Regions from separate parts of the Homo sapiens genome. Here region 1 is linked to region 2. A link is a contact called in ENCODE Hi-C or POLR2A ChIA-PET data. All regions are on one chromosome and are shown on one strand. Each heading gives the region's core, a stretch centred on a gene start or an enhancer-like site at or near the end of the contact. The rest is flanking DNA. Distances are from core to core; before and after follow the strand shown. Region 1 overlaps LOC105375158 (a long non-coding RNA gene). Region 2 has its middle 23 kb from the start of ARL4A.

Evidence for each region. Hi-C counts contacts between places; a loop is a spot of excess contacts on that map. ChIA-PET counts read pairs that join two places held with the same protein, here RNA polymerase II (POLR2A). Pooled maps may share reads with other maps.
Region 1: a loop to region 2 is called in a map of PC-3, with 12 times the contacts of the local background. The contact joins two enhancer-like sites. A Hi-C loop is called at or near these places in 1 of 168 maps with a recorded cell type or tissue (PC-3) and 1 of 50 pooled maps. POLR2A ChIA-PET finds 5 or more read pairs at or near these places in 3 of 52 experiments (A549, HEK293T and MCF 10A).

What each region holds. Positions count from the first base shown.
Region 1 is chr7:12,940,408-12,945,648 of GRCh38, reverse strand. The region is part of intron 1 of LOC105375158 (a long non-coding RNA gene); the gene reads right to left. Among named protein-coding and RNA genes, the nearest start is that of ARL4A, 260 kb to the right of the region's middle. Within about 2 kb of position 3,933, at least 3 of the 41 ENCODE cell types and tissues checked have a DNase peak (open chromatin) inside an H3K27ac peak, as active enhancers do.
Region 2 is chr7:12,708,477-12,713,712 of GRCh38, reverse strand. No RefSeq gene overlaps it. Among named protein-coding and RNA genes, the nearest start is that of ARL4A, 23 kb to the right of the region's middle. Within about 2 kb of position 2,537, at least 3 of the 41 ENCODE cell types and tissues checked have a DNase peak (open chromatin) inside an H3K27ac peak, as active enhancers do.

The sequences.
Region 1 (5,241 bases), core at 2,684-5,183, 230 kb before region 2:
AATACACTTAATACCAAATAATTATTTTAGATATGTATTTTAATGTCATATCAACAATTTATTTTCCTGAATCTAGTAAGTCAAACTATTAAACTGCCCTCTAAAAATTATTTCATAGTACATTTACACTATTTGAATAATTGAAAGATCAATTTACATATGACTAACCTAAATTGTCCAATGAAGTATTATTTTTATGAATTTTGCTAATCACACAGATGAGACTATTTGATGGGATTAATTATTTGATCTCAGATATACTTAAAAATGAAGGAGATTCTCTGGAAGAAAATTTTCCTACATTTTTATATTATTTCCCTCCCATTGTTATAAGTAGGCTATTGGTTCTATGCATGCTCCATAAGTGGATGTACTGCTGTATATGAATGTGTTATGGCTGGGGTGAAGAGAATTTAGAAGTAAGCTAAACTTGCCAGGCCAAGTCCAAGGATCTAGGCGGAATAAATAAAGTCCTGTGGACAAAGGATACACTTAAAAGTCAGTGTGTGAATTGTGAAACATTCCTGGGAAGATGAATCTTGAGTTTTGGCTCTAAAGATCAGTGTGGTTATTTTCATTCACTGACCAAAGATAGTCTAGGCAAAAAGGTAACGTGTGGAATAGAAGGGAAGGCATTCAAGAAGTTCAATACAAATTAGTCAATATAAAATTGATGACAGAGAATCCACGCATAGATTAGATTTTAAAATGCCTAAAGGAAGAGACACAATCAGCATTAGGAAAATATTTTCTTAGAAAGCAAAGCCCATGACCACTAGGCTTGAGTGAGAGGAAAAAAATATTATACAAAAGTGGGGAAATTCCTGGAAGAATTTTAGAATATTAAAAAAAAGTTTGGTTGGGCGCCGTGGCTCACATCTGTAATCTCAGCACTTTGGGAGGCCGAGGCAGGTGGATCACAAGGTCAGGAGATTGAGACCATCCTGGCTAACACGGTGAAATCCTATCTCTACTAAAAATACAAAAAATTAGCCAGGCGTGGTGGCGGGCACCTGTAGTCCCAGCTACTCGGGAGGCTGAGGCAGGAGAATGGCATGAACCCAGGAGGCGGAGCTGGCAGTGAGCCGAGATCGCGCCACTGCCCTCCAGCCTGGGTGACAGAACGAGACTCTGTCTCAAAACAAAAAAAAAAAAAAAAAAGTTTATCAGAGAGAATACGGTGAGAGGAAATTGGCATGCCAACCAAGATTCTGGCACAGGCATACAGAAGTAAAAATCTGGGTGCAATATTGAAGTTGGGGATTGAACCTCAAGAATACAGACAGAAAAAAACCCTGTCCAATCATAATTCGGGAGCTAGTCTAAATGACAAAGGTAAAGGTAAAATATAGATAATCAGGCTAAAACTCCTTGAAAACCCCTCCTGCTTATATTAAGATTATTACTGAAGACAACAGTGAGTATGTAAAAATTTGGGAATATCCACAAATGTTGGGAAAAGAAGAGCTAACCAGTGTTGGTAATTTAGCAGAAACTATAGCTAGGTCTTAAGAACCAAATCTACATTGTTACTCGTAACATGGAAACTTCATTTATTTATGCACTATGCATTTTGTTCTATGAATGATCAAGGCTTTCACAGAGCAGTGGGTGAGTCAGAAGCAAACCAACAAACAATGGTATATGATCAAGGCTTTATTTCATTCGAAGGATGAGTGCAGGTAGGAGGCCTAACCACAGGTGGGAATGTTTCTCTGAGAAGGTAATGTTCCTGCTGCTGGAAAAGAGGTATTTGGTAAGGAAGGGAGTTAGATAAGACAGGTAAAGGGGACAGCACAGTAAAAAATGTGTGAAAATATTGCAAAATCACAAAGCTGTAATACAGTGTGAAATAAGAAAATTTATTTTAATTTAGGCATTTGAAGTCTAATCCTCCCTCCATTTTACCCAAGATCATCTACAACAAAAATAAACAACTGACTTGGTGTCTTAGAGCAGTCACTTTTCTACTGTCTGGATTTCCTTAGTGATAAAACAGGTATAACATCTATCATATTTATCTAGTGGAATGTCAATATCTAATGGAATGTAAGGTTCAGGAGATAGATAGATATGCTGTGTTAGTTCATTCTCACACTGCTATAAAGAAATACCCAAGACTAGATAATTTGTAAAGGAAGAAGGCTTAATTTACTCACAGCTCTGTATGGCCGGAGAGGCCTCAGGAAACTTACAATCATGGTGGAAGGAGAGGAAAAGCAAAAGCACATCTTACATGGTGGCAGATGAGAGATAAGAGAGTGTGAGGGTGCAGGAAAAACTGCCACTTATAAGACCATCAGATCTCATGAGAATTCTCTCACTATCACAAGAACAGCATGGGAAAAACCACCCCTATAATCCAATTACTTCCCCAGTTCCACATGTGGGTATTACAGGTCCCTCTTTTGACATGTGGAGATTACAATTTGAAATGATATTTAGGTGGGAACAGAGACAAACTATATATCATATACATGATATATATGACATACATATATATGGCATATATGTCAAATGTAAAACCCCAAGCCATTTTTATAAGGCTGCTTGGTATCTAGTATATAGGCACATATAGAATTCTTCACGCTATCCCCCACAAAGACAGTGGGTGGATGGGAATCTAAGGTAACCTATTTCCAGCCAAGTCCAAGATAGGGTAATAAATGTCCTGGAACTACCCAGGTGGCAGCTATTTCTGACCACTGAAGACTTGGAATACATATCTGCTTATCTGTTTTGTGGTCTTTATTCCAAGTCCAACTCTCTCGTTAAGGTCTAGGTTAATTATTGCCTGAGCCAAAACAAGCTGGCAAAGCAAAAAATCCAGCTGAAGAAATCCAAACAAGCTATTGTTGACATAGCTAACATCATGTCTGCCTTGAAATTTTTATAGGGCTTAACTACTTGCCAAGCACTTTCGCCTACAATAATTCACTTATCCTTGCACTCATCCTGTAAAGTGAGAAAAACAGATGTCACTGTCCCATCTTAAAGGTGAACACAGCAGACTCTGCATTAAGTGACTTGTGCAAGGTCAAGTTACGAGGAAGGCTAGAACTTAATTATTGTTTAAGTAAAAAGGCAGTGTTTTTTCTTACTGTGACCTACATTCTATCTAAAGGCCACCTAAATCACGAAAGAAGGAATGTACCTGTTTAAAATGCCACATTCCTTTCTAAGTTCACTTAAACTTCTACATTCCTCCATTGGAGAAGTAGTTCATTTCAAAATATTTAAAGTGGTTAAAAATAGCTTTTTTGTCAAAAACCACTTAGTGTTTATTAACAAATGGTTATTAACGTGTGTAACAGTTATAAAAGTGTGGCTGGATGCTCACTTTTAAAAGAGAGGGGTATTTTATGTTTGTATATGCTTAACCAACTAGTCTAGTACATGATATAGGCAGAGAGAAAGATTTGGATCCCAGCCAATAATTGGCACTGAATTATAAAACCCTAAGAGAACAAGAGAGTGAAAATTTCATATAAATCTGTCTGTTTTGAATCAAATTGGATAAGAACTCATATCCTAGTTGACATATTTATAAACATATTTTCTAAAATATTTAAGTATCTTGAGAAGGAGGCATGCTGTATAAAACCTGAAAACCTTTATCTGGCTCTTTTTGTCTCATTGATATTATCCATGTTCTTAAGCAGATAAAGTCATTCTGGCTTCTGGAATATCCCTACAGGAATAAACGGGGATATCTCAAGATGTCAAGATTTTGGTGGATTGTACATGAGTAGATAACTCGTATTTTCAAATCGTTCTTAGAAGAGCCCACAGGCAAATAACTCTTCGAATCGTACAAAGATATTTAAGTCAGTTTCACATAGGATGAACTGTACAGACTTGTCGAGTTCCCGGCTGAGTTTTCACGTGTCCTTCATTAAGTACATGGATCAGCCTGAAAGGAAGTCAGGTTCTGCTTGTGCAATCTAGTGTGTTTATACCTTTCTGTTTGACAAGGAGGCTTTTTGTTGTCTAACTCTGCCTGTTCACACAAGTGAAGGACAGATATAATCTCAAACTCATATACCTAGCAGAAAAAGAAAATAAAATTGAAATCTACGTATGCAGAGTTTGATTTCCTACCTTGTTTTTTTTTGTTTTTTTGTTTTGTTTTTTTTTTTTCAGGTAACTCCCAGATGTTCTCTCATTTAACAGAAATTGTAAAGGCAATTATAAATATGTCTATTCATTAAGAGCATCAACATATTTAATGATATTGGTGCATTCACCAGTTATATTTATATTGTGCTTTTCTTCAGTTTTCCAAATATTTTGAAATATTATAAAATTAATAATGTACATTAAAGAAACTTAGAAATATAGGTAGGAGAATAAATCACCCCAGTCTCATCACTCACCTGGTCATGCTGACATTTTAGAAACTTTTCAGACTTTTCTCCTATGTAAATATATCATCATTTTCATCATATCGTAGATAACCTTAACATATTTTTTAATCTTATATGCATTTCTTCCGTGTATTCATTTGTTTCCTCACTCTTTCATTTATTGCACTCAGAAATGTATATTAGGCACATAACACAGATTAGTACTCTGCTAGATGCTGGAGATTAAACAAGGAAAAATGTAGTTCTCATGTTCATGGAGAACATGCCCAGGGAAAATAAAGACTTGTGCATTAGAACTTTCCAAACAGTTTGATAAGTGCTGGAATAAAAAACTATATTATAAAAGCACGTAGGCAGAGTTCCTCCTGGTAGGGGAAAAGCATGTGTAAAGGACTAAAGACAAGAGAGGGCATGACTTCAGAAAACTGAAAATAAATTCAATATAACTGGAACATAAAGTTTAAGTTGAGGGGATACAGGCAACAGAAATGACTAGAAATGCAGCTGTGCCAGATCACTCTTATATTCATTTAGCAAATATTTACTGAGCATCTACCTAGTGCCAGGCACCTGGGATAGACTGATGAACAGAGTACAAGCACAATTTCTATCCTCACAGATCTTGCGGAAAAATGCAAATGACCAAAGCCTTCAGTGATGGCCCAGACTTAGCCAGATAACTGAGGAGTAAGGAATGAAGAGTCAGAAGGAGAAAGAAATGTTGAGAGGCTTCTAAACCATGTTAAAGAGTTAGGTTCCATCATGAGAGTTTTAGGGTTTTAAGTAAAGAAATTAAATACTCAAATTCTCATTAGAGAAAGATTTGCGATGAAGAGATTGGATCAGAAGAGCAAGACTACTGGCTTGTGAGTGA
Region 2 (5,236 bases), core at 1,288-3,787:
GTAGCTCATATCCCCTTTGTCCTATCATATTTCTCCATGACTTTCCACTCTTCATCAAACCTACTATGGAAAAACACTCAAGTTTAAAACTGTTTATTGAGTTTTCATTTCCTTCTGAAGGTTCCCTTGTCACGGAAAACTGATATTAAATAAATGTGTATGCTTTTTGCTTGTTAGTCTTTCGTTTGATACAGGGGTCTCGAGCACTGAACCTAAAATAAGTAGAGTAAAACTATTTTTTCTCCCCTACAATACACACACACTCTTAATGCTGCTAGGACCGTGGTTCCCAATCATGATACCGTGAACCCACAGGAGTGTTATAGTGTTTTTAAATTTTTAGGGGAACACAGAAATATCAGTCAGACACTACACAAACTGCTACTACTAAATTTGGGCCTAACTACTTAATAAACGAATGAGGTATTCCTATTTTCCTAGAGTCACCATGAAAAAATTACCAGATATTAAGGGTGGAATGAACTAGGAACATTTGAGAATCTTTGTGCTAGGAACATCTTTAATGGCTATGTGTGTACATAAGAATGGCTTTGTTGCATTGTTTTTAAATTAAATTGAAACCATATTAAAAAGAAATACTTTCAATCTGTTTTTCTTTCTTCAAAACAAATTTTACAAACTTACTCTAAGCAAATCCTCAACTAGATTTTCATATTTCAGTTTAGCATTTATATTTACTGCCATTGTGACTTGGAACATATCATATTACTTTTATGCCTCAAATTTTTATATTTTAAAAGACCTATATTTATTATGATTGCAGATATTGTAACTTAAAATATAATGATTTTAGATATTTGTTGGCAAAAATACAGAATATGTTATGTTTCTTGATCTTTGTGTTACAAAAGTTTAAATGAATAAACTAATGTACAACTTATAATTTTATTTCTGCCATGTAATATTTATACCAGTAAAGTTTAGCAAATGATAAACAAAATTTCAATAAGCTTACGAAATTGCTGAATTTCAAAATGAAAGTCTATTGTCATTTCATTTCACCTGCTGGGAGACAGACACACTAGGTTTTCCAAGGAAGATAAGAACATACTGGAAGATTGCTGTGAAAAATTTAAAAGAAAAGGTACCAACTCCATGTCCTCTGTCAGACTTTATAGTTTTAACTGTACATTACCAAACATTTAAGAGTCAACAGAATTCAATTACTTGCCAAATCCTTATACAATGTCATTAGCTAACAAATCTGAGGACAAAGGTCTCCCTAACCATGTTACAGGATGTTCCTCCAGTGGTTTCGATAGTTTGCTAATTATCTACATTACACAAGAGTCATGAGCATTACAGAGGCAAGTCTAGCCTGCTATGCTTTATTACTGCTATAATTACTGCTGTCGTTTTCTCAAGTACTTTCAGTAAATGCTTGTCAAATGACAACTTTAGCTGGAAAATTAATCATTATTTTAAAATCAATTGTTATTGTGAGCCTTAATATTTCTATCACTAAATGCAAAATAATACTTATTACCTTTTTTCCTGAGACTGTGTAATAAGGGTAGTATTATAATTTGCTGAATTTTATGCTTGATAGTATCATTGTGAAAATATTTTTCTTACTAATAACAATCCAGAACGGAAACACTCAGAAGAGTATTTTCCTTTAACAACTTTGAAAACAAATTTTCAAAAATTTTTATCTACTCACACGACATTTACCTTTTTTATCAGTTGTGAGTGAAACCAACAGGAATAAAATGAAGGCCTTAAAAGAATGAACAGGCCGGGTGCGGTGGCTCACGCCTGTAATCCCAGCACTTTGGGAAGCCGAGACGGGCAGATCACGAGGTCAGGAGATTGAGACCATCCTGGCTAACACGGTGAAACCCCATCTCTACTAAAAAATATACAAAAAAATTAGCCGGGCGTGGCGGCGGGTGCCTGTAGTCCCAGCTACTCGGGAGGCTGAGGCGGGAGCATGGCGTGAACCCGTGAGGCGGAGCTTGCAGTGAGCCGAGATCGCGCGGCTGCACTCCCGCCTGGGCCACAGAGCGAGACTCCGCCTCCAAAAAAAAAAATTAGCCGGGCGTGATGGCGGGCGCCTGTAGTCCCAGCTACTCGTGAGGCTGAGGCAGGAGAATGGCGTGAACCCGGGAGGCGGAGCTTGCAGTGAGCCGAGATCGCGCCACTGCACTCCAGCCTGGGTGACAGAGCGAGACTCTGTCTCAAAAAAAAAAAAAAAAAAAGAGAATGAACAAGGTGGTTGTGCTTGACTTGGTGACTCTCTGGTTTTAAAAGTAGCAGTGAAGAAACCATCTAGATTCAAAGTAAGTAATGATGAGTAATTCTACCTACACTAAGATAGGAGTCCAAGACGTTGACTGAGGCAGAATTTCTAGATACATAGAAACGAGCAGAAACCTAGAGACAAAGGGACTGCCAAGCTGAAGTCGTTCGTGTGGCTATTCAAACATTTTGAGTTTACATGAATTGCCTATGAACTCTGTGAACTTCTAAGCCATAAGAAAAGTGTCGGCCGGGCCGGGTGACTGACGTCTGTAATCCCAGCACTGTGGGAGGCCGAGGCAGGTGGATCACCTGCGGTCAGGAGTTCTAGACCAGCCTGGCCAACATGGCAAAAACCAGCCTCTACTAAAAATACAAAAATTAGCTGGGCGTGGTGGCTGTAATCCCAGCTACTTGGAAGGCTGAGGCAGGAGAATTGCTTGAACCCGGGAGGCAGAGGTTGCAGTGAGCCGGGATCATACCACGGTACTCCAGCCTGGGCGACAAGAGCGAAACTCTGTCTCAAAAAAAAAAAAAAAAAGAAAAGAAAAGTGTTACTGTGCTGTGTCCAAGATATAATCATAATGAGCCCTTCATGCAAACTGCATCCTGTTACAACCAGCTTTCAATAGGCCTGAAATGCTTGTCAAGATGTGACCCATTATCCATGTCCCATATCAAATATACACAGATGATTTCAGTAGTAATACTACTACTTAGTTTAAGAAGTATTTTTATATTATAAAATATATAATTGGGGTAGTGGTATGTTTTAATATTTAAATAATTGTCCATTTCTATAAGGCATAGAGAAATGTAGCTTTAGTGGATTTTGTATTACATGACTATTCCCTTTTTTATCATCTCAAAGCATATTTTTTCTTTCTAAATTGATTTTCTTTGAAAATTGAACATATCAAGTTTTAGAAGGCCAGTACTGAGAAGGCATAATGGCTTCCTGAGCTAGAATCTGAGACTCAGTTATTACAACAGAGAATCTATTTATCTCTCTGATGATTTAGGGCAGAAAACAGGTTGAGAATCAGTAGTCTGGATTTATTTATTCTATTTGCACAATGTAATACTGAACCAATTTCTCCAAGTGCCTAACTTCCTTTCTTGGAAGTTATGGAGCAATAACTTTTAATTGGAGAGTGATAAAACCAACCCACATTCCACATTGTTGAGATGCTTAACTAATAAGCATGTTTTAAAGGCACTTACACAATGGAGAGCCCTTTAACCAAAAAAATAAAAATTGATTTGCCTACTAAGTCCATTAACTGTACATAATGACACAATTTATTTGCACAAGAATTTTAGAATATTGGCAGTATTGGGTAATATAAAGATTTTGAATAGTGGCTTTAAAAGCCACCAAAAAATACAGTACTAAAAAAATTATATGGTATTAAATATAATAAAATTCCGTTCCATTGCAAAGTCAGAGGTTATATGCAAAATATGCGAAAGGCTCCCAACCTGAGGGCTGGAAAAAAACAGGGCACCAGGCCTATAAGGAATAGTTGTGTTTCCTGTTGCTCAGTAACTGTCCTGACCATGAAGAGAGATTTCACTGTGTCTAATTTTTTCTGGTCCTCTATAGGATGACTAAAGCAGAAGAAAAGAGTTAAGAAAAAGCCAGAATTCAGAAGACCAACTAGAAATTAACCTTTAGCATGTGGATCATTACTCTTAATGAAGAGAAATCATTCTGCTGCTTATGCAAAATCTATTGGTCTCTTCTGTGTTATAGTGTAGCTCAGTTTCTTCCTGAAACTCTTTGTATTCCTCTACGATAACTCTTCTACTATTATAGGAATTATTAATATTTTAACCTGTCTGCTTGTTTTATCATATCTGAACTCTGCAGACTTTGTCTCATTCACCTTTGTATGCCTAATGCTTGTTAATGTGTGAATATATAAAGACAAAATATTAGGATGTATTTTCAAGATTTTTTTTTTTTTTTGACACAGTCTTGCTGTGTTGCCAAGGCTGGAGTGCAGTGGCACGATTTCGGCTCACAGCAGCCTCTGCCTCCTGGGTTCAAGCAGTTCTCGTGGCTTACCCTCCTGAATAGCTGAGATTACAGGCGTGTGCCAACATGCCCGGCTAATTTTTGTATTTTTAGTAGAGACAGGGTTTTACCATGTTGGCCAGGCTGGTCTCGAGCTTCTGACCTCAAGTGATCCACCCGCCTTGGCCTCCCAAAGTGCTAGGATTATAGGCGTGAGCCACCATGCCCGGCCTATTTTCATGATCTTAAAAAACTAAGAATAAACTCGATTCCCAGAACCTTACTTCTATACATATAAAACATGCAAAAATCTACCTTTAAATTTTAATTTAGATTTCAAAATGTGTTATTCTCTTTCTTTCTTCCTCCTCTTTCATTCCACCCTTTACTTTGTCCTTTACTTACTATTCGTTGAAAAAGCAATTAGGTAGGAAGTCAGTCTAGCAAGCTTGGTAGATTAACTACATATGGGGGGATTGAGCAATTAATACAGTAAGATAATGGAAGCCGTCATCATCTTACTGTCAGAGAAGGAATATATGAATATGACAAGGAATAAAACTATAATAAAGTCTGTGGTGACAGGAAATAGGAATTGGAGGTGTTGGTGTGTACTCATAAATAAGTATATTTGTGTATATATAAATATATAGGTAGGTAGATACACATACACACACATGCACACATACAAATATGTGAGGGAGAGAAAAAGAGAGGAGGAAATAGAGCAATAGCAATATGCATGTATAGAAATTATTTTTCCACTGAGGAAGGCCTAGAAGGAGCAGTATCCTTTTAGCATATCAAGTACTCAGATCTTGATTTCTAAATGCCACTCTACTGAAAGAAACAGGGCTTCTTGGAGGAATGGCTGATCTCAGGACTGGGACAAGGAAAGAACAAATGAACATAAATCATCTGATTGTGCCAGGAAGTAATGAAGTGCTGAAAGAA